Regions from separate parts of the Homo sapiens genome. Here regions 1 and 2 are each linked to region 3. A link is a loop called in an ENCODE intact Hi-C map of the cell type or tissue named here. Cell type or tissue: sigmoid colon. All regions are shown on one strand.

What was found. Hi-C counts contacts between places; a loop is a spot of excess contacts. Peaks named below come from ENCODE experiments on the same cell type or tissue, not always from the same donor. Only the 100,000 strongest peaks of a DNase experiment are listed, where the experiment ranks them.
Region 1: a loop joins it to region 3, with 10 times the contacts of the local background. A loop is called at or near these places in 45 of 110 quality-filtered maps.
Region 2: a loop joins it to region 3, with 4 times the contacts of the local background. A loop is called at or near these places in 47 of 110 quality-filtered maps.

Annotation. Positions count from the first base shown.
Region 1 is chr6:53,434,403-53,442,402 of GRCh38, forward strand. All of the region lies in intron 1 of GCLC-AS1 (GCLC antisense RNA 1), which reads left to right. Among named protein-coding and RNA genes, the nearest start is that of GCLC-AS1, 6.9 kb to the left of the region's middle. In sigmoid colon, no CTCF peak of the experiment used is centred here; no DNase peak of the experiment used is centred here.
Region 2 is chr6:53,721,363-53,729,362 of GRCh38, forward strand. LOC124901334 (a long non-coding RNA gene) reads left to right here and starts at 5,409. Exons shown (of 3, transcript XR_007059620.1): 1 at 5,409-5,593. RefSeq lists a silencer at 1,393-1,578. In sigmoid colon, CTCF peaks have their summits at 4,670 (motif pointing left) and 7,415 (motif pointing left); DNase peaks (open chromatin) are centred at 4,649 and 7,408.
Region 3 is chr6:53,168,184-53,176,183 of GRCh38, forward strand. No RefSeq gene overlaps it. Among named protein-coding and RNA genes, the nearest start is that of GCM1, 23 kb to the left of the region's middle. In sigmoid colon, CTCF peaks have their summits at 3,870 (motif pointing right) and 4,070; a DNase peak (open chromatin) is centred at 3,858; H3K27ac peaks cover 215 bases.

The sequences.
Region 1 (8,000 bases), 270 kb after region 3:
TAAATTCTTTTTTTTTGAGATGGAGTCTCGCTCTGTCTCCCAGGCTGGAGTGCACTGGCGTGATCTCAGCTCACTGCAAGCTCCGCCTCCTGGGTTCACGCCATTCTCCTGCCTCAGCCTCCCCAGTAGCTGGGACTATTAGGTGTCTGCCACCACTCCCAGTTAATTTTTTGTATTTTTAGTAGAGATGGTGTTTCACCTTGTTAGCCAGGATGGTCTCGATCTCCTGACCTTGTGATCCGCCCGCCTCGGCCTCCCAAAGTGCTGGGATTATAGGCGTGAGCCACCGCGCCTGGCCCCACAAAGATAAATTCTTTGAATCAGAGAGAATGAATACTAATATTAGAGTTGAGACGGGTAAAAGGGCAACAGAAGGATTATGGGGTGCATAGAAGAGGAGGCTTTGACAATCTAGATACTTTCTCTCCCAAGCCCAAGTATGTATTATTTTGTATTGTTATTACCCCTTAGTCATAGACTGGAGACTTATGCCAGGATTTATTGACTCTTCAAGTCTCATTATCAATCTGCATTTAAGATTTAACAGCAAAGTTTGAGATTGAAAGATTACTTGTTCAGACACAAAATAACTTGATCTTCTTGTGGAAACTCAGCTTTAAATAAATAAATAAATAAAATAACAATAGATTTCAACAGTAAAGTCTTTGTTTGGCTGGGCGCAGTGGCTCACACCTGTAATGCCAGCACTTTGGGAGGCTGAGGTGGGCAGATAACCTGAGGTCAGGAGTTTGAGACCAGCCTGGCCAAGATAGTGAAACCCTTTCTCTACTAAAAATACAAAAATTAGCCAGATGTGGTGGTGTGCACCTGTAATCCCAGCTACTCAGGAGGCTGGGGCAGGAGAATCACTTGAGCCCAGGAGGCGGAGGTTGCAGTGAGCCGAGATTACACCACTGCAGTCCAGCCTGGGCCACAGAGTGAGACTCCATCTAAAAAAAAAAAAAAAAAAAAAAAAAAAAAGGCTGAGAAAATGGTAAACATGTAAGTCTTAATACATTGTTTTTATATAATGATTACAACAATAAGTCTATTCTGTACAGTTAGATATAAGGATATAACTAGACTTTTTCTTACAGTAGCATGTACGTCATGAGGGAGGATGTGATAGGAGTCAAAGTGCTCTAAGATTGGGATGATTATATGTCCCAATTTGCCCAGGAGAGTTCATGCTTGTGCCTGTTTTCCCAGTGTAATAGTTAATACTACCCCCTTATCTCAACAGCATCCTAACTTAGATGATAAATTACTTGGCTACTTTACACATATAGGACTTAGTGACCTGGTGAACTTGGGGAACAAGCAACAGAGCAGAGGCAAAGATAAAGTTAAGATCTCATTCCTGGTTGTCTCATCGTGTGGTAGGGCCACTGACATAAACACTGGGTGAGCTTGTGAATACTTGTCTCAGATCTGGAACTTCTAGTAGGATGTTTCCTAAGACCGAGAAGATGGTTGGTTCCACCCATTCCAATTATTTGGGTTATTAATTGTTCTGAGGCATTTCAGTTAGTTAAATCTAACCTGTCATCCCTCAGTTCTTCTTTGAGTATATGAGAAAACCTAAGAGGCTCCCAAGTTGACTGTACAGCTGAGAGTTTTCCACTGAGAAGTCCAAAAAGGCCCCGTTGTCATCAACCTCACATTTACCATGATAGGGTCTATAATTCCAAGTTAACTGGGTGAGGAAGGGGCTCAGGTTTCTATTTGCATTAAGCTATAGAGAATAGGAGGAATAGTTTCCTATTTAAAAAATAAATTTTTTAAAGTGTGAATATTCCATAAACCAACAAACAGAAAGAAATTTAGAATGTGCTCACTGAATTAGTCAGTTCAGTAATAATTATGGTGGTGATTCTGGAGAAGGGCGTGGAAGAGACAGCTTGGGGAAGAGAACAGTGCTAAGACAAGAACCAGAAGGCCTGGATTCTGGGTTTGATTATGCCCCTTCTGGCAATGGGATCTTGAATAAGTCATTTATCTTCTTTAAATTGCAGTTTCTTCTGTAAAATGAATTAAGAGAAAAATTAAGAATATTTGTAAGCACTAGCCATGTGCCAGGCACTACTCTAAGCACTTTATGAATCTCTAAAACAAACCAATGTATTATTGGCATTATTTCCATTCTAAAGATGAGGAAATTGAAGCATGGAGAGATGAGTTAACCTTCCTAAGACCACGCCCCTTCTCAGTGGCACCTCTAAGATTTGAAACTGGGCACTATGCTTTAACTCTCCTGACTACCATCGGGTATGCCCGTTCACCATTTTACATTCTGCTATATGTCTTGGGAAAATGACCCATGTGGGTGTCCTTGCTCTCTGGCTTCCAGTTGGGTTCCAACAGTGACAAGAGATTGGAGAGTGGGAGGACAGATTGGTTTCTTTCTCTTCCCAGTTGCCTCCCTAAGAGGCCATCACAGATTGGCTGATTCTTTTATCAAACGTGGTGTCTCTTGTCGAGTGCCCTCTCCATACAGTTAACCTATACCAGTTCTAAAAACTGCTTTTTTTTCCCCCTCCATTCTCTTTTAGGCTAGGAATAGTAACAGCTCTTTGATCTTGCCAGTCTGGGATACTGCACCACCCTTTGCTGTCAGAATCCTTTCTGATTACACATTGCAACTTTAAAGTTGCACATGATGTACTCTACCAGAAGGAAGCTGATTTCGTGGTCACAATACTATCTGTCTGGAGTGGTGGGGGTTCTGCTTAGCAAGGACTCCCCTAGTTGGGCCTCTTAGAATGGAGAAAGTTGACAGTTTCAGGACTGAGATATTTGAGAAAATCAGGAGGGTGCTGAACAGCTTTGTTTCTTAACTTCCTGGCCAGAATGTGTAGATTTTCAGTACCTCCCAACGTTTCCAGATGTATTTAGCTCCTACACACTAACCTTCTTTCATTACTGAATGTGTCATGGAGTTAACACATATTCTTGCTTCTGCCTGAAACCTTCTTTCTTCTTTTTGCATAGAAAACTCAGATATCAGCATGAATGTTACTTGCTTAGGGAAGCCTTCCCTGGAACAAACCCCTCATTTCTGCCAGGATGGATGAGTATCCTCATATATGCTCTAACAGCTTTCTGAGCCTTTCCTTCACAACACTTAACATAGTTTCTAATTATGCATTTGGTGGTTATTGGATCCATATCTCCCCTCTCCCTAGAAAGGAAGTTCCAAAAGGTCTGAGGTTGGTTTTGACTTTGCTCGACATTAAATTTCCAGGACTGAGCACAGTTACTGACTCTGGTGGTCACTGAAAAATGCTATTATGTATCCATGGACAGATGTATGACTAAGCATCATGTAAACTGGTGACGATGGTAGACTGGGAAGAATAAAATGAGAGCGCTATCTAGTGGCACCAGGTGCAACAAGCAAAATGGGGCCAAGTTTTTGCCTGAGGCCTTACAAAAGTGTTGAAATCCTTGTGGAGAAAATTTTCTTTTTCTCAGGAGGGCAGTAGAATATCCTTAGAAGTGACTAGACTTATGACAGTAATGACATGAGGAAGAATATGTCACAAAGTTAACAGGAAGATTGACTCCAATCACAAGAAGTGAGGGCTGCAGAGGCCATGAAGGGATGGAAAACTTTTTCTTAGTTTTATCACTACTGGGTAATGGGCAGAGCCTGGGAGACAGAGAAGAGAACAGGCCGTATGGAGCACGCATCAACAACCCTGAGCTTCAGAGCACTTAGTACTGCAAGAAGAATGTGTAAGAAACTCTGGAACCCAGTTCCTGGGAGAGTGAGGGAACACCAGTGATTTCATTGGTATTAGGCTTGAAATATTGATTATTTTCTTTATTCCATATTTCACATTGTTATCCACATACCCCTTCTGACTACATACAGCACCAGGTGTAGGAAATGTGTGTTAGAAGATGATGTTTTTTGCCTTAACCATTGATTTTAATGATCATTTCATCCTCTCTGCTCTACCCTAAGTGGCCTTTCAGAGTCAATTGTGGCTTATTTCATAATTATCTTTTTCAGACTACTTCTGTACATTGGTACCACATCTGTAATGAACCATCGACTCATCTATTTCCCAATTCATTTGAATCTAGAATTTGGCAAGCCTTTCTTTTTTAGTGTGTTTTTTAATTTGACTCCGCATTTTTCTGTTTAGGTTGCACACTTGAAAAAAAGCTTTACCCCTTTTTTGAAAAGTTGGCAGACGTCTTTTTTTTTGAGACAGGGTCTCACTCTGTTGCTCAGGCTGGAGTGCAGTGGCGCGACCTTGGCTCACTGCAACCTCCACCTCCCGGGCTCAAGTGATCTTCCCACTTAGCCTTCTGGGTAGCTGGGACTACAGGCACGTGCCACCAGGCCCAGATAATTTTTTGTATTTTCTAGAGACAGGATTTCGCCATATTGTCCAGGCTGGTCTTAAACTCTTGAGCTCAAGCGATCCATCCGCCTCAGCCTCTTGAAGTACTGGGATTGCAGGTATGTGCCACCGTGCCCAGCCACAGACGTCTTAATGAAAATGAACCATTACAGTAATATACTAGGGCAAGGGCAATTTGTTCATTATCGACAAGCAAATCACTAAATTATGTAAATTACTGGATTAGACAGGCAGAATTACTTTTCTTTCAGAGAATAATCAAATATTACTTTAAAATGTTCATTTGTTTAAGTTTTTGGCTTTAGATCCAGAAAATCCAAATATTTGAATTTACATCTATTAAAAACCAAATTCAACCTCGAGACCGAAGTCCATCATTCATAGTCCACAGTAGAATATATGAAACCACGAAGATTTTTAATTTCCCTTAATAAACCTGTTTATTGAGCACTTCTATTTCCCCTCCTTCCCCCTATTTTTGTTTTAAAACATCCTTTCATGAAAGAACAATATTTAAATAAACCTTTGAGGAACAGATAGAGCTATTTAACAAGTGAGGTAATTATATATTATCATTCCCACATGATGGGGGTTTATAAAGGATTTAAAAGTTTGTTTCTGCATTTGTTTTCAAGGACTTGCCCAAGCACGGAAACTCCATATATATCAGCGACTAGGGAAAATTGATTCTAATAGATTTTTCTTCCAAGAACAGGAATCTTTCTATTTCATATTGCACATGAATATTAAGTAAACTACCTGCTGGAAACAGAAAAAAAAGCTTTACTCAAATATAAGTTGCTGATTTAAATAAACTGTTGTACTTTAAATAGAAAAAAACTCTAAATATAAATAATAAAGTAGCATTTCTAAGTGTAGCTACTAGGTTTATTACTGAGTTCTGCAGGGAACTGAATGACCTAACCCCAAATACCATCCTTTTATGACCAATTTGTGTGGACAGTTATAAATAGTGCAGTGAACTCTGCCTACAAGGCTGTAAGCCAAAAATTTTTGAGTGAATAAAGGGACTGCTGTTCTTTGTGAATAAGCAATTATTAAATGTTGTTTCTGAAACTGGAAGCTGAGTAAAGCAGTTTGTCAGTAGACAGTCTAATATAAAAGAAATTAATTTGATAAAAGTTCCCTCAAAAATGGCTTATGTACTTTGTACACTATGTATGGATCTATTTACACATGTAAAAATTACTTCCATGTAGACATAGCATTGATATATTTATTTATTAAAATTTCTTCATTAGAATAAATTATATAGCGTCAAAACTTTGGCAACATTTTAGTGTAAGAACTGTTTGTGCTCTTAAAAAACTATTCTGTTTATAACTATAATACATATTCACTGGAGAACGTGCAACAATAAATGCATACTGACTAAAAGAAGAATGAAAACTATTCAAACTCTTACCTTCTAGAAGCAATCAAGTGTAACTTACCTCCAAAGTTATGACTCGCAGCTCTTTCCTAGTTAGTGAATATAGGTGTACATCACCATTTTAAATTGCTGCTGTTGGCATAATTGATTTTTAAAACCAACTTTCAAAACCAACTTGTATAAGCCCAGATTTTAACTGGGACATGCAATTCTAGGGCAGCAAGAGTGGAGGAAAAGATACAGGGAATAGTGGCAGAGAAGGAGCAACACCATGCAATGTGTTTTGCTTCCTGATGACACTCTCAGAGGCAAAGTCTGTTAGCGGGGGCACTTCCTGGATCAGGCACTATGTGCTCAGAAAGGCCGTATGGAGAAATCCTATCTTGGAACAGTCTTTTAAAGGAAAGAAGGGGAAGGTATTTATCTGCTGCCTCCTTTTGACTTCTTTCTTCCACTGGTCAAATTTTGTCTCATGAGGAAGTTTACTCCCTCACATCACTCAGCATCTTTGGGAGTCACTTGCCAAACCACATCCCATGTCCTGAAATGAGATTCTCTATCTAAATTTGGAAGTGACAGGAAGGACCAGAGACTGTAAATGTGTAGCTGACGGCCCCAGGAGGTAGATTTTTATAGGTCTACACCTAGCAGGTCAGTCATAGCAAGTGCTTAGGTAAAACAAAGCAAACCAGGGTCAATGAGACAGCTAAGAAAACCTGTGGAGGCAAATAAGATATGTACTGAAGAAATAATTTAGGTTATTTTCCACAATAACTAAGGCTGCAGTGAGAATCTTTTTGCATATATCTTGTGTACTTCTATGTGTATGGTCTTAGAATAAATTTCCAGGAGATATATTACTGAGTCAAAAGTTACAATTACTGTAACTGTGATACACTTGAAAAATTGCCCTCTAGAAAGGTTAGACCAATTTTATTCCATCCAACAGTCACAAGAATACTCATTTCCTCATGAACTTGCCAACGCTGTAATTTGTGTCAGTCAGTGTTTGTGAGATTATGCTGCAGTAACTAATGACCTGGCAAATGGCAGTGGCTTACAACCAACATTTTTTTCCTTTTCACATATGTTAGCTGCAGATTGACTTAAGCTCTTCTCCATGTGCCATTGATCTCAGGGCTCAGACTAAAGGAGCAGCCCCATCTCAGTCTGATGCCAAAGGAAGCAGAGGGATAATGAAACTCCAGAATGACTCTTAAAAATTCTCTGCTCAGAAATGACACATATCACACTTGCTTACATTTCACTGGTCAGAGCAAGTCATACTGCAAAGGCTGATTTCAGTGAAGCAGAGAGTTATAATCCTTGAAAAGGAAGAGGCAGTGAATAACTGGTAAAAAATATAATCTACCACATTATCTTTGCCAATGAAATGTGGGAATGGAATAATATAATTATTTTAAATGTACACTTCTTTGATTACTAGTTAGGTTGAAACATTTTTGTATGCTTATTGGCAATTCATTTTTCTTCTTTTGGAAATTGTTCTTGCCTTTTGCCCATTTTCTGACTGAATGCTTTCTTATTAATTTGTAAGACTTTTTGCATATGAAAGATGTATATATTTCCTTCATTCAATTTAAATAATGATGTTTTTCCAAAGACAAATTTTTAAATGCATGTGGTCAAATACATGTTTTTTTTTTTAAAAAATGGTTTTCTATTTCATTTCTTGCCTTAGTGTAGAAGAATGTTACATTAATGTTTCCCAATGAATCATGCCTCCAAGCATCCATGCCCTTTTGTGGTCCCCTCCCACTGCAACTTGGCCATGAAGCTTTCTTTGGCCAAAGAGAAATTAGCAAAGCATGATGCAAGGAAAAAGCTTGATAAGCACTTACACGTTGAAACTTACACACTGAAACTTACACCTTGAAACGTCTCCTCTTGGAATGCTCTATCACCGAGACTTGAGCCAACATCTAAAGAGGTCCAGACATGTTGAGACTCCATGCTATGAGAGAAAGAGGGGCATATCTGACTAGGTCGCAGCTTTTCCAGCCCTCCTCGTGGAGGCACCAGACATGTGAATGAAACCATTGAGATTTCCACACCTGAGTTGAGTGACCACTGGCAACACCAGCAAAGTGCTTCCCACTAGAGGCCAGTCCAGTTGCAGAATCGTGGTTACAAATATGGTGGTTGTTTTGAGCCATGAAGTTTTTGCTTAATCAATAGCTGAAATGCTTAGTGTCCTCCTTTTCTCAAGA
Region 2 (8,000 bases), 550 kb after region 3:
ACCTGCCTCAGCCTCCCAAAGTGCTGGGATTACAGGCGTGAGCCACCGCACCCGGCCTTATTTGAGTTTCTTATAGATTCTGGATATCAGTCCTTTGTCAGCATAGTTTACAAATATTTTGTCCCATTCTACGGGTTGTTTACTTTGATGATTATTTCTTTTGCTGTTCAGAAGCTTTTCTAGTTTAATTAGGTCCCATTTATTTTTTTTTAAACGTGTATTTATATTATGTCCCAGACATTTGAAGGGCCACCTGATCTAGATATCACAGAGATGTGTGCTGGATTGTCTGCAGACAGGTCAGCACTGCTTCTCCTAAGGCGAGGGGCTGTTTACCACGATCCTCTTCTGTCTATGATTCTGGGTAAGAGTTGCCAGGAGAAGAACTCGAAGGAAGGCAGATGTGAGCAAGAGGCCGTTATCCCTGGAAGGTTATGGGGCTGACACGGTGACCTATAGACACAGAGGGGCCAGCAGGCACCAGCTTGGCCTGGCTGTTCTCTGCTCATTGTCCAGCCTGTCTTCTCAACTTGTAATCTGACCAACCAACAGCAGCCCAAAGCCCACCAACCAGCACTTGGCTGAGGCCCACAGCACTGGGAGTTCCATGGAGGTGGAAGTTTCCACAGGCCTCTCTATGAGCTCTTCCTTGGTGGTCCCATGTTGGTGGCCCATGTACACAGCTTCTCCACATCTTTCCACAAGCTGTCACCCTCCCACCCAGCTTGCTGCAGCCCAAGGAGGTTAGCAACTTTCTCTGATCCTCCAACTCTCCATCCAGACCTCCTGTACTACCCAGCTCCTCTCACATTCTGTAAGCTTCAATTTCAGTATTAAACCCCAAATCCCTATAAGACTTGGAATGGCTCTGTTTTCCCGTGTGAACTCTAACTGATACAGGCTGTTTTAAGTTTGGCTGTGGTTTAAAAAAAAAAAAGAGCTTGGTTGAGCACTTAGGGAAGAAGAGATGTGCTAACATTTACTAAATAGTCTCCAAAGCTTTAAGATAGCACCATAATAACTGTTTATTGTGGATAAAAACATGGACTTGGTCATCAGACAAATTGGTTTCACCAATTCATAACTATGGCATAACTCCTGGCAGCTTAATTTCTCAGAACCTTATTTTCCTCCTTTATAAAGTGTGGAATTGATTATTCCTTCTTCGTAGTATTGTTCTGAGGATTAAATGAGATAAGATATTCAGCGTTTAGCCAGTATCCAGCATAAAGTGATAATAATTTTTAAAAAGCTACTATCATAGATCTCTTATTTAAGATCTGAGAGTTTCTGGGAATATTGCAGAAAACATCCTAAAAATATCACTGCTAACCTAACTACAAATGCTAGATTAAGACTTAAAAAAAATCTTTTAAAATAGACAGTTCACAGTGACAAGGGAATAAGGTCTTCAAAGGCAGTCCATGCATGACTACGGACATGGCACAGATGCAGAGAGGACATGGCATCAAGGCCGTGGATGGGTTAAAGGGCATCTTTCCATGCACTGGGACCTGGAACTCTGATTTCAAGAGCTACATGGGATGCAGGGCCACATGGGAGGCAGGGACCTTGCAAGGTGATATTCAGTTCAGAAAGCCCCATTTAAGCTACGATTTCAAAGGGCTGCCCCACAAAGACTGAAAGTAAAAAACTTTGCTGGTCTTGACCTTTCCTCTAAGTAAAATGGAAAACAACAACAAACGAACAAACAAAACCCACCTCTCCTAAGAACGCATAGTAAGAACAAGCTCCTGGCGGCTGGGTGTGGTGGCTCACGCCTGTAATCCCAGCACTTTGGGAGGCTGAGGTGGGCCAGTCACCTGAGGTCAGGAGTTTGAGACCAGCCTGGCCAACATGGTGAAATCCCGTCTCTATAAAAAATTACAAAAATAAGCCAGGTGTGATAGTGCATGCCTGTAATCCCAGCTACTTGGGAAGCTGAGGCAGGAGAATTGCTTGAACCCGGGAGGCGGAGGTTGCAGTGATCCAAGATTGTGCTCCAGCCTGGGAGATAGAGTGAGACTCTGTATCAAAAACAAACAAACAAACAAACACCAAAAAACTTCTGTGCAGGTTTGGGGCTCCAACTCACACTGCTTGCATGGTCTCTCCAAATCCCAAGCCAAGAAGGTAAAGTAGTAGTACCAGGCTGGTAGCATTCTTCTCCCTTATGCTCCTGGCCAAAGCAAACATAAATTCTTTCTGGGTAAACCAACAACAACCCAGACATACAGCATTCCTGCAGATAATGCTCCAATAACTATGAACTCACAGAATCAAATAATTTTTTTTTGTAAAAAAAGGAAACAAAGTCCAATAAGCAGGAGTTAGCTAAGAAAACCTGCAGAGGAATCACATTTACAAAGATTTCAGATGTTAACGTTAGTGTTTGCAGAATATAAATGATTTAGAAGTTTGAGGAAGAAATTAGGAAATCAGAATTACATACCAGGAAGAGACTGTTAACTGACTAGGTAGATTTCAAAAGAAACAATTGTACGCTCACCCCTCCCACTGCCCTCACACAAAACAAATGAAAACAACATTCAATGGATGGACTGAACAACAGATTAGGTGCAGGCAGAGAGTATTGGTGTACTGAGAATTATCTGAAGAAATTACACAGACTATAGTACGAAGACACAAAATAAATGGGAAATATCACAGACAAGCTAAAAAAAAAAAAAAAAAAAGAGGAGATTTAATATTAAAGTTCCAGAAGGACAGAAAAGAGAATGGGGAGAAGATACTAGCTAAGAATTTTCCGAAAGTGATATGATATGTGATGTGGTGTGCTGTTCCATAGATCCAGGACGCCTGAAGGGCCCCACGCAAAAAATAAAAAAATAAAACTACAAAAAAAACTCTCACCAAAGTACATCATAATCAAATTTCATATTATCAAAGATAAAAAGAAGCTCTTAAAAGCAGCCAGAGAAAAGACATATTTACAAAGAACTGCATTTAGACAGAGTTCAACTTTATTTTATTACCATGATTGCTCTGAGGAACTGATTCCTACATGCCAGCCATTAGCCCTCGTTTCTTTGAATGCTGCCCAGATGGGCCTGCAGTATTGCCAGGTGGACCTCTGCACAAGTAGTAGCAGTTACATTCATGTCTTATTTCAGGTAAGTGGGATTATGTCCATTTTGATGTCTCCCCTGGAAGTCTGACCTGAAAGGATTGTATCAACCAATCCTCTTATCCTCTGGGAAAAGGAGACAAAGGACAAAGGACAGGAAAGGAAGGGGAGGGGAGGGGAGGGGAAGGGGAGGGGAGGGGAAGGGGAGAGAAGGGAGAGGAGGGGAGGGTGTGGTCACCTGGGGCTGGCTGCAACCTAAGATCACTGTCCTTCTTACAAGTTGGACTTCTCTCCACGGACTCTCTCTTCAGCAACCCCATGAGTACTCCCTCCCCTCCCTCAGATTCAGGTGTAGTGACAGCTTGCTGTTAAAGCTCTGAGCTACTTTCTGCACCATCTCATGAGGGTCCCTTGCACTCTGCCCATGCATTAGTAAATAAACCATCCCAGAATGATCCTACCTTGGGCATGCCATCTGCTTCCTGTTAGGAACCTGACTGAATAACTTTCCAGCTTCTTCAGGACTCTGGAAACTCTTTGAGAGCTAGAATCCACTTTTCTTGCTTTTGATTCTCTCTGCATTTAGGGGAGAAATATTCCAGAAAGACTGATAGAAATACCAGCATTATGAAATAGAAATATAAAACACGTGCTCACCAAAAGCCTTCCTTAAACTCACTCTGTTTCCATCAAAATGAAACGATGGAGGTTGAGTACTGTCTATCACTCTTGGAGATGCTGTCTGTGTGGTCCACGTGTAGTTGGTTTCTTGGGCTAGTTCTCATGTGAAGCAAATCCCTGTCCCTAAGTGTCTCTTATCGTTTGCTGCACAAAATTAGGGAAAGCATGGAAAGTTTTTGGAAGTGTTTCATGAGACTTAGGAAGGCCACTGTAGCCCCTGATTAGCTCATTTTATATCCCTGAAGTGAACATGTGCCATGTCTGTACTGAGATAAATCACCGTTTCAAATAATCTCAAAATTCCCTTCTCTCGTTACCTCTGAAGCAGCCTATTTCCATGTTCACTGCAGAAAAGTCTCATTACTCAGCCGGGCGCGGTGGCTCACGCCTGTAATCCCAACACTTTAGGAGGCCGAGGTAGGCGGATCACTTGAGGTCAAGAGTTCAAGACCAGCCTGGCCAACATGGTGAAATCCCGTTTCTACTAAAAATACAAAAATTAAATTAGCCGGGCGAGGTGACGCGGGCCTATAGTCCCAGCTACACGGGAGGCTGAGGCAGGAGAATCGAGAATCGCTTGGACCCGGGAAGTGGAGGTTGCAGTGAGCCGAGATCGCGCCACTGCCCTCCAGCCTGGGAGACAGAGAGATACTCTGTCAAAAAAAAAAAAAAAAAGTCTCATTACTCAAAGTTATTAAAGCAATTGTTACCTTTGGTGCCTACCCTTTTCCTGGTCATATTTCAAAGCAACCTTCCTTGCTAGATAATTTATTCTATGCTTGTTTTATGAATGGCTTCCCTGTGACTCCTCCAGCTGCTGAAATCCTGCGCTCCCCAAATGGTGCGCTTGAGTAGCTGCTCTGCCCTGCGCTGCCCTCTAGCGGCACAAGTGTGTCAGAGCAGCGGCTCCCCTGCCTTCCCGCAGCAAGGGGCTGCCAGTATTGAATTCTCCAGCCCTCACCATTTCTCGGCCTCCAGTTTCCTGTTTCTTGCTAGAGTTCTCCCTCGCTGCAGCCTCTTGACCAGAAGAGGATCAACTTGAATGGTCAGCGGCTTTCCTGAACCCTAGTTTGAGTCAAAGTGCCCCCGAAATACAGAAAATCTTGCTGTACACCCTACACCACTTTGGAGCAACTCGTTCGGAATGCAGCCCTTTTGACGTTAACCTCCCATTCAGCACCCTTGGCAAGCTGAAAAAAAGATGTGGCTGGGCCAGATTCACCACCCTTATCCCCACCTCCTCTTACATCTTTCTCCACCCTCCCATCACACTCTCTCCTGACGGAGAGGAGCTATTTGGAAAGACAAAGTAACATGACAAAATTAAGTAATATGTCAGCATAATAATTGGAGGTGAGTGGTACCAGCAGTAAGGGTTGTCAGTCGTGTGGATGCTTTTTTTTTTTTTTTTTTGACGGAGTCTCGCTCTGTCGCCCAGGCTGGAGTGCAGTGGCGCTGGATCTTGCCTCACTGCAACCTCTGCCTCCCGGGTTCAAGCAATTCTCCTGCCTCAGCCTCCCGAGTAGCTGAGACTACAGGCATGCACCACCATGCCCAGCTAATTTTTGTATTTACTTTAGTAGAGACGGGGTTTCACCATGTTGACCAGGCTGGTCTCGAACTCCTGGCCTCAGGTGATCTGCCCGCCTCGTCCTCCCAAAGTGCTGGGATTACAGGCGTGAGCCACCGTGCCTGGCCCTTGTAGGTGCTCTAAGATGAAGAATTCCAAACTGCTAACCGTCAGCACACGTCGTTCATAAGAAAGCACAGCAGAGGATGCCATCCAGAGTCCAGGATGAAGCCAAGAGGGAGCCTCTGGAGCCGGTAAATCTGTCTCTGTTATTCAGTGATGAGGCTGGGACTCTCAAGGAAGGGCAGAAAGGCACCCAGAGGATTCTGAAGAGAGAGACCAAAGGGAGGGGCTTTCCAATGCCTATCTGAGGGGGACCCTTTACAAATTACAAAGTGACTAATGAAAAAGGTAAAAATGAACATTTTGCAACATTATCTACCCTCTGCATACTCATTTCTATTTTCATATTGTTTTCTTTGTGATAACGTATTTTACCTGCGAACTATCTCAGGTGTTGAAGTGCAAGTTAAAAAATTACATAAGTTGGGGCGCGGTGGCTCACGCCTGTAATCTCAGCACTTTGCGAGGCCAAAGCTGGTGGATCACTTGAGGTCAGGAGTTCAAGATCAGCCTGGACAACACGGTGAAACTCCGTCTCTACTAAAAATGCAAAAGTTAGCCTTGGTGGCGCAGGCCTGCAAGCCCAGCTACTCAGGAGGTTGAGGTGGGAGAATCGCTTGAACCCAGGAGGCAGAGGTTGCAGTGAGCCAAGATCACCCCACCACACTCCAGCCTGAGCGACAGAGCAAGACTCCATCTCAAAACAAACAAACAAACAAAACTGAGGTGTAGATTGTAATCTCAGAAAAAAAGTCACATAATATTAAAGTAGAAGGTTCAATTATTTCCTGGTGCTAAAAGAAAATGATATTGCCCGCGTCCCTAGCTGTCATCTTATGTTTCCCCTGTGAAATATCACCAGTGTATAACTCAGTAGGCCTCAACCCTGACTGCACTGTAAAATAACCTAGAGAGTTTTCAAACATTGAATCAGAACAGGGAGGTAGAGAGAGAGCTGGACATCTGAAAGTTCCCTGATTGATGTGAACGTGTAGCATGGCTTGAGAACCACATTAGCGTTCATCATTCCAGGTGCATTTGGTGGTGTGTCAGAGGAATGGGGACATTCCAACAAGATTGCTGTGAGGAGACCACCCTCACATAGCAGCCATCAGCCCTCATCATTCCTAGAGGACTACCCAGTCTGGTTCGTGGCATTCCCGGGTGTAACTCTGCTTACACAATAGGAATGATATTCAGATGGGCTCATTTCAGGTCAACGTGGTTATGCTGTTTTCTTCCTAAGTTGTTTTTACCCCAAATCTTCTGAAAACTAGAAGTTTATGGTTAAAAAACAACAGGTTTTAGTACTAGCTATTGGCTTTTTTCTTTTATTTTGCATTTGGATATTAATTTTCTCGGTTATATATTATTATACAGAAAACAGTTTCTCAAAAAAAAAATTCCCTCTTTTTCTTTTCTCTCTCCTTCACCCAGTGACTTCTGATTTGGCCTTTGAGCCTCCAACACTCTCAGCCATCCCATCTGCTCACCCCACCTGAAATCCCAGTTCCCCTCCTTTGAGCTCATATTGCATTTGGGACATTATTGTCTCTTGATTAATTCACTTGTCTGTCTGCCCACCTACACCGTAAACCTATAGAGGAAAATAACAAAGAAATACTTGTGTTTATATCCCCAGTTCTCAGTACAGTCTCTGGCACATGGAAAGGGCTGAAATATTTTAGTAAATGAAAGTTATCAAAGTTATGAAACTTCAGATTTCACTGGAAGAGTGTTTTCTTCCAATGAAATCCTGTTTCAATGCAATTTACGTAGTAGTGCTTGCCTGCCCACCCACTGTTCTGCTCCTAGAAGGGTGAAGTGCAGGGGTGGAAATGCTTTTAAGTGTGAAGGTCTGCTCAGCATTCAGCTCATCCTTCAAAGGAAACTTTTCAATTTCCCCTCCGGAGAAAGCGTCTGAAAACAGAAGTGGTCTGCTCTGCCCTCTAGCGGTGGCCCTGTGGCAGAACACTTTTAAAGATTGTCTTTGGAACTGCTATGTCAACGCTCTCCAGAGTGGTATTGGAATGCCAGTCTGTATAATAACCTGTATATTACCCAGTTATTATTTCAGCTTTTCGCCACTGTTTTCTGTAAGGGAGTCCTTTGCTCAAGGGTCTGTAGTTATATTCAGCAAGAACACCTCCCCAGAAGGAGGTTTGTGTGTTGAAGAACAGAGTCCTCAGCACTAGAAATCTCGGAGGGGTTCCTGGCAGCATCCCACAGGCCGCTTGAAATGTGTTTTTTTCTTTCATACTCCAGATCAAGGGTGTCCAATCTTTTGGCTTCCCTGGGCCACATTGGAAGAAGAATTGTCTTGGGCTACACATAAAAGATACTACACTCACGCCTGTAATCCCAGCACTTTGGGAGGCCGAGGCGGGCGTATCACGAAGTCAGGAGATCGAGACCATCCTGGCTAACGTGGTGAAACCCCGTCTCTACTAAAAATGCAAAAAAAATTAGCTGGGCGTGGTGGCGGGCGCCTGTAGTCCCAGCTACTGGGGAGGCCGAGGCAGGAGAATGGCATGAACC
Region 3 (8,000 bases):
CAGAATGAAAGTTCTACTGAGTGCTCAACACAGTAAGTGAAAAAAGACCTGCCCTGGACATGCCACTGTGAAAGTTCAGGACACTGGGAATCAAGAGAAAACATTCTTAAACTCCCAGAGAGAAAAAGGAAATTATAAGCAAAAGGTGGGAAATCAGAATTTCACTGGATTGTTCAAAAGCATCAACTTCAGAAAATGAGAAGAAAATGGCGTAATGCTTCCAAAATTCCAAGGGAAAAGTATGTTCAACCCAGAGCTGCTAGAGTGAGCCACGATTCTGGAGTGACCCATGTCAGTTAAGTGTGAGGGAAGAATAAAAACATTTTGAAACATACAATGGCTTTGAAAATTCACTTTCTGTGCACTGGAAGCTACTGGAGGATATGTTCCACCAAAATGGGGGCAAGTGAATGAAAAGAAAGCATTCCAGAGAGCAAGGAAGAAAAGCTCAGGATGTTCCAGCAGGGCAGGAATGCAGAAGGCCATATTCATGAACAAAGAATCTGGGAGAGAGGTCATGATGGTTAATTTTTTTTAAGCTATGATGATTAATTTTATGTGTCAACTTGGCTAGGCCATGATACCTAGATATTTGGTCAAACACCAGTCTAGACATTGCTGTGAAGGTATTTTTAGATGAGAGTAACATTTAAATCAGTAGACTTTAAGTAAAGCAGATTATCCTCCATCACGTGGTCTCATTCAATAAGTTGAAGGCCCTAAGAGCCTTCAGAGACTGACGACCCTCAAAGAAACAGAAATTCTGCCTCTAGACTGCCTTTGGAATGAAGCTGCAGCAGCCGCTCTTCCCTGGGTCTCCAGCCTGCCAGGCTGCCCTGCAGATTTTGGACTTGCCAGCCTGCACAATCATGTGAGCCAATTCTTCAAACTGAATTCCCCTCTCTCTCCACCGCCCCCACACACCCTCACACTGCTCCCCCTTCCCACAACACATACTCCCTTAGTTCTGTTTCCCTGTAGAACTCTGACCAGTACAGAAGTACATATAGGAAAAAAATGGAAAGCAAAGCTTTGTGAATATAGAAAATATTATTGCTGGGCATTGTGGCTCATGCCTGTAATCTTAGCACTGTGGGAGGGTACGGCTGGTGGATTGCTTGACCCCAGGAGTTTGAGACCTGTGCAACATAGTGACACCCCTGTCTCTACAAAAAATACAAAACTTGGCTAGGTGCAGTGGCTCATGCCTGTAATCCCAGCACTTTCGGAGGCCAAGGCGGGTGGATCACCTGAGATGAGGAGTTCGAGACCATCATGGACAACATGGTAAAACTCCATCTCTACTAAAAATACAAAAATTAGCTGGGCATGGTGGTGCATGCCTATAATCCCAGCACTTCGGGAGGCCGAGGCGGGTGGATCACCTGAGGTCAGTTCAAGACCAGTCTGGCCAACATGGCAAAACCCTGTCTCTACTAAAAAATACAAAAGTTAGCCGGGTGTGGTGGTGGATGCCTATAATCCCAGCTACTTGGGAGGCTGAGGCAGGAAGAATTGCTTGAACCCACAAGGCGGAGGTTGCAGTGAGCTGAGATTGCACCACTGCACTCCAGCCTAGGCAACAGAGTGAGACTCCATTAAAAAAAACAAAAACAAAAACAGAAAAAAATACAAAACAGTGTAGGGCATGGTGATGCATGCCTGTAGTCCCAGCTACTTGGGAGACTGGGGTGGGAGGATCACCTGAGCCTAGGATGTTGTGCCTGGGCAACAGAGTAAGACTCTTATCTCACAAAAAAAAAAAAAAAAAAAAAAAAAAAAAAAAGAGAGAGAGAGAGAAAGAAGAAAAGAAAGGAAGGAGGGAAGGAAGATCATTGCTCAATGTGTGTCAGAGAGTCACAAAATTAAATTAATTATGGATACATTGAAAAGCAGGTAAATGAAAAAATGAGGCAATTATTAATTCCAGGAAAAACAAAGAATCATATCTTAGCAATGAACAATATTTGTCAAAGTAGTGTAAATGCCAACCACTAACTAACGAAAATATTTATGTAATTACCTTGGGAGGGGCAAATGAATCAGTAAAGTCTAAAACTAACAAATTGAGAAACACAACATGAGCATATTATTCAGAAACACGGAGATAAATGCTTAGGGAAATTCCTAAAAGAGATAAGGATAATTTTCTGTGGGTGTAGGGCTATGAGATAAGAAAAGGCAGTTAGCTGGCCAGGCGTGGTGGCTTATGCCTGTAATCCCAGCACTTTGGGAGGCCGAGGCAGGAGGATCACCTGAGGTCAGGAGTTCGAGACCAGCCTAGTCAACATGGTGAAACCTCATCTCTACTAAAAATACAAAAAATAGCTGGGTGTGGTGGTGCATGCCTGTAATCCCAGCTACTCGGGAGGCTGAGGCAAGAGAATCACTTGAGCCTGGGAGGCAGAGATTGCAGTGAGCCAAGATCACGCCATTGTACTCCAGCCTGGGCAAGAAGAGTGAAACTCCATCTCAAAAAAAAAAAAAAAAAGAAAAAGAAAAAAAAAGAAAAGGCAGTTAGCTATCTGCAGTTTTTCATGACAAGCCTTTTTCACTACTCGAATTTACATGCAGGTATTGCTTTGATAAAAAAAAAAAAATAACTGAAAAATATTTGCCCACTTGTAGCTCTGTCTCTTTTGGGCTGTAGTGTCAGGTAACTAATTTGATATATTAGCAAAGTAAAGCCTGATATATTGTCTAGCCCTATCAGATAATTTACTTAATTTTTCTTTTCTTTTTCTTTTTTCTTTTTGAAACGGAGTCTCGCTCTGTCGCCCAGGCTGGAGTGCAAAGGTACGATCTCGGCACACTGCAACCTCTGCCTCCCGAGTTCAAGTGATTCTCCTGCCTCAGCCTCCTGAGTAGCTGGGATTACAGGGGCCTCCTACTACGCCTGGCTAAGTTTTGTATTTTTGGTAGAGACAGGGTTTTACCATGTTAGTCAGGCTGGTCTCGAACTCCTGACCTCAGGTGATCCGCCCACCTCCGCTTCCTAAAGTGCTGGGATTACAGGCGTGAGCCACTGCGCCCGGCCAATTTACTTGATTTTTCAAGGGCTCCAATACTTCTATGCTAAAACGACTAATAGTAAAAATTTTAATCAACACAGGAAATTAGTGTGAAGAGTGGGGAATATTTGAGGTTTCCGAAACCAAATCACTGGGCAATGCATACATTATCCAGAGCCTAGAGCATCATGGATTCTCAATTAACATCTAATGGGATGTGTGACAGAAGAGCACAAAACTCATTACCCTGAGTGTGGTACCCTATCTACGGGATAGGATATTGGGGGCAGTGTGGACCCTTGCATCTAAAATATTTCCTGCATTTGTATTCCACAGATGCTTGAAATTCAATGATAATTTCATTTCATTGGTCCTCAAGGGTTTTTTGATATTTAGAGTTGTCTGCTAAGATGGGAAATTTCTCAGGAAAGGAACACCCCTTAGAAGGGGGTAATTTGCTTGTTACTGAGAATAAGAAGTGAACCAGGTATGGCAGCTGTGCCCATAATCCAAGTCACTTGGGAAACTGAAGCGGGAGGATAGCTTGAGCTCAAGAGTTTAAGTCCAGCCTAGGCAACATGGCAAGGCCCCCGTCTCTAAAAAAATAAAATAAAATAAGAGAAAAGAAATTTCTATTAAAAACTTATTTTAAAAATAAGTAAAATAGAATAAGAATGGAAAAGTGAAGGGTAGGCAAGGGCAGAGGTAATGGCCACACAGGACTAGCCTTCGGCTTGGTCATCTTTTCTACCAGTCACCAATCCAGGGCACCGAGAAAGTCCAGCAGCGCCTGAGCCTGCTGCACTTGCAGTAGCAGGGACTGGCCGGGAGATGGCAGCCCTGTCCCAGGTCGGGTGGTGCCTCAGCCGCAGTTCCTGTCACGGCCATCGGGAGGCAGTGCAGGAACACTCACTGATGTGTAGCAACTCAGCCTAAAAAGCAGTTTTTATTATAATACATTGCTGCTGTGATAAGCACTCAGCAAATATTTGTTTGAGTGAGTTGACTCTATGTCAGTCATTAAGATCACTCTCTTGAATGCACCCTCAACACCTTTGCAGGTACCACAATCCTGGGTCATCACTTTAAACCCATGTCCGTGAATGTTACCCTGTATCCCCGCCGTCCGTTCATTCTCACACTGTTTCACACTTGCAACTCACTCAGCTAAGCTCCGACACCTCACTCTGCTCATGGCCTTGCTTTCCAGTTCACTGAGAAAACGAAGCAGATAGACGGAACTTCACAGCGCCCTACCACGACCACAGGTCGGCCTTCCTGCCAGCGAAGGTAGGTGAACTGTCCTGGCTCCTAAGGGCAACCCTTCCCGTGCCCTAGGTAAAATCCCTTCTCACTTCCACGGAAACATGACTCCAGAAAATTTTCACGACCTTTTCCCCCACGTCATCAATTTTCCTTTCTCTACTAGCTTATTCCTATTAGCACAGAAACCTGCTGTTATCTATCCCATCATTATTTATCATTCCTCTTGGGCCCCAATTTTCTATCAGCTATGACCCTATTTCTGTTCTTTTTTCCAGTAATTCCTGGGGTTTTCCATACTTACTGATATTCACCAACTCCAAAGCCTTCCCTGCTATTCTCGGCTACACCCACTGTAATCAGCTTTTGCTCAGACCGTTCCAAAGGAACTTCTCTTGACCTCTGCATCACTTACATCCATTAGTCAACCCTGTCCTCATCTTCACTTTATCTATAAACAGCACTTGATTGCTAGCTCCTCACTTCACCGATCCTCAGGGCACCATCAACTGGCTTCTCCTCCCCTCTTAGTTCTTTGTGGAGTCTGCCTTTTCTCCCCAATCTATCCTTACCAAGTTGTCTAAGGCATGGTCCTTGCACTTATTTATACCTCTGGCTCAGACAGAAGTCTGAGCTCCATACTCAGCTCAGACAGAAGTCTGAGCCCCATACTCAGCTCAGACAGAAGTCTGAGCCCCTGAGCTCCATACTCTGATACCTAACTGTTCAACTTCTCTGCATGACCATTTAATCGGCCCCCATACTGTTATCCTCATATTCCCCTGCTCTGCCCACAGTCTTCCTGTCTCAGTTAATGGCTACCCATCCTTCCAGGCTCTCAGGCCAAAATCACTGCAGGCATCAGTGACCACTTTATTTCTCTCACACTCCATATCAGCTCCCTCAGGAAATCCTGCTGGCTGTACCTTTAAAATATATTGGGATTCAAGCCGGGTGTGGTGGCTCATGCCTGTAATCCCAGCACTTTGGGAGGCTGAAACAGGTGGATCACTTGAGGTCAGGAGTTTGAGACCTGCCTGACCAATATGGTGAATCCCCGTCTCTGCTAAAAATACAAAAATTAGGCTGGGCATGGTGGCTCATGCCTGTAATCCCAGCATTTGGGGAGTGTGAGGTGGGTGGATCACCTGAGGTCAGGAGTTTGAGACCAGCTCGACCAATATGATGAAACCCCGTCTCTACTAAAACTATAAAAATTAGCCAGGTGTGGTGGCATGCACTTGTAGTCTCAGCTACTCAGGAGGCCGAGACAGGAGAATTGCTTGAACCCAGGATGCAGAGGTTGCAGTGAGCTGAGATCACGCTTCTGCACTCCAGCCTGGGTGACAGAGCGAGATTCCATCTCAAAAAAAAAAAAAAAAAAAAAGAAAAGAAAAGAAAAAAAATACATATATATGGATTCTTACCATGTCTCACCACCTCCACCCACTACCACTCTGAGGTAAGCCATCAATATGTCTCCCCTGGATTACTCAATAGCCTCCTAGGTGGTCTTCCTACATCTCCTCCAATTTGTTGTCAATTGAGCACCCAGAGTGACCTCTTTTAAAAAGGCCAGACCATGTCACTCCTTTGCTCAAAACTATCTATGGGCTCCCCACATTAGTCAGAATAAAAGCCAAAATCCTTGAAAGACATGCAAGATTCTAGACCAACAAAGTCCAATCAAAACAGGGCATTTTACATTTCCCAGGAGTCACCATGGAAAAGTAAAAATAAACAGATGAAATGAATTGTAATAATATATTCATTTAACCCAATATCACTAAAACATTATTTTGACATGGAATCAAAATTAAAATTGAGAAAAATTACAACTAATTCTCATTCAAAGTCTTTGAAACATGATGTATTATTTAATCATGCAGCCAGGCTAGGCGCAGTGGCTCACACCTGTAATCTTAGCACTTTGGGAGGCGGAGGCGGGTGGATCACCTGAGGTCAGGAGTTCGATACCAGCCTGGCCAACATGGTGAAACCCCATCTCTATTAAAAATACAAAAATTAGCTGGGTGTGGTGACATGTGCCTGTAGTCCCAGCTACTTGGGAGGCCAAGGCAGGAGAACTGCTTCAACCTGGGAGGTGGAGGTTGCAATGAGCCGAGATCATGCCACTACTGCACTCCAGCCTGGGTGACAGAGAGAGACTCCATCTCAAAAAAAAAAAAAACAAAAAGCCATGCAGCCCATGTCAATTTGGACTAGCCACATTTCAAGTGCTGAGAGCCATCTGTGGCCAGAGATGACCATATCGGGCTATACAGCCAGAGACCACATTTCTCAGATCATCTGTCTGATCATGCCTTCAGCTACCCTCTGCCTGGCTCACTCTGCTCCAGCCAGGGGGCATGCCTGACACTCTGCACTGCCTGTTCCCTCTGTCTCCACTGCTCTTTCCCCCAATATCCATAGAGCTGCCTTCTTCACATCTTGTCATCTTTGCTCACATGGTCAACCTGTTTAAAGGATAGCCACCACACGTCCCCTTCTGACACTCCTAATTCCTCTTACACACCCTATTTCTCCCTCTAGCATTTAGTACCTTCTAAAAGACTGTATATTCATGATGTGATCTCTGTTTTCTCACACTAGAAGATAAGCTCTGCAAGGGAAGGTGTCTATTTTGTTTGGCAGTATGGGCCCGACACTTACAACAGTGCCTGGTACATAGTTGGGCACTCAATAAACACTTCTTGACTGAACAAAGTAATGAGAGACTAAATCAATCTTCCCAGAGGGTTTTCAGGTCAGGGCTCAGAGCCAGTGTCTCACATAGCACAATAGCAGCAGTGACCTTGGTGTGATTGAAATGGGAGCTATTTTGTTTGTTAGTAATCACTGCAAGAAAGGGCAAAGCTAGATTCAATGCAGCAAGCATTTTCTGAGTGTCCACTGTGTGCAAGGCTGTAACTTTCGTACATGTCTGCAGGAGCCATCACTAGGACATAGCCTCACCTTCGGGCTGGTACTAGGTTTCCTCTGTGCAGCTCCGGAGAGCAGCCCCAGTGTCAAAAGCATGAAATTGATAGAAATTGATTTCAATTTTTTTGGAAAGAAGAACTTTTGAGTAACCAGCTCCATTCAAAATGAATTGGACTGTCTTAAGAGGTGCAACTATTGTCCCAAATCTAGAAATAAATATTACTTAGAAGATATGGGCACTGAGAGGGAGGTTAAATTAAACCTCATAAGCCAACTCTAACTTTAATATTCTAAGATATTAGCCTACATTTTGATATAGTAGAAATAGTATGGGTTTTAGTATCAGGCAGTCTGGGTTTGAAATCCTCTTCCATCCATCACTTAGCCTGCTTCTGGTTAGCCTTTTCTTTTTCTTTTTTTCTTTTTTTAGACAGTCTTGCTCTGTCACCAGGCTGGAGTGCAGTGGCATGATCTCGGCTCACTGCAACTTCCACCTCCCGGGTTCAAGCGATTCTTGTGCCTCAGCCTCCCGAGAAGCTGGGACTACAGGCACATGCCACCACGCTCGGCTAATTTTAGTATTTTTAGTAGAGACAGGGTTTCACCATGTTGGCCAGGATGGTCTCGATCTCCTGACCTCATCATCCTCCCGCCTTGGCCTCACAAAGTGCTGGGATTACAGGCATGAGCCACCGCGCCCGGCCCTGGTTAGCCTTTTGCATATGTTACATTTTTTTAGAATGGTGCCTATCCCCAAGGATTTTTTTCTAATATCAGATGAGA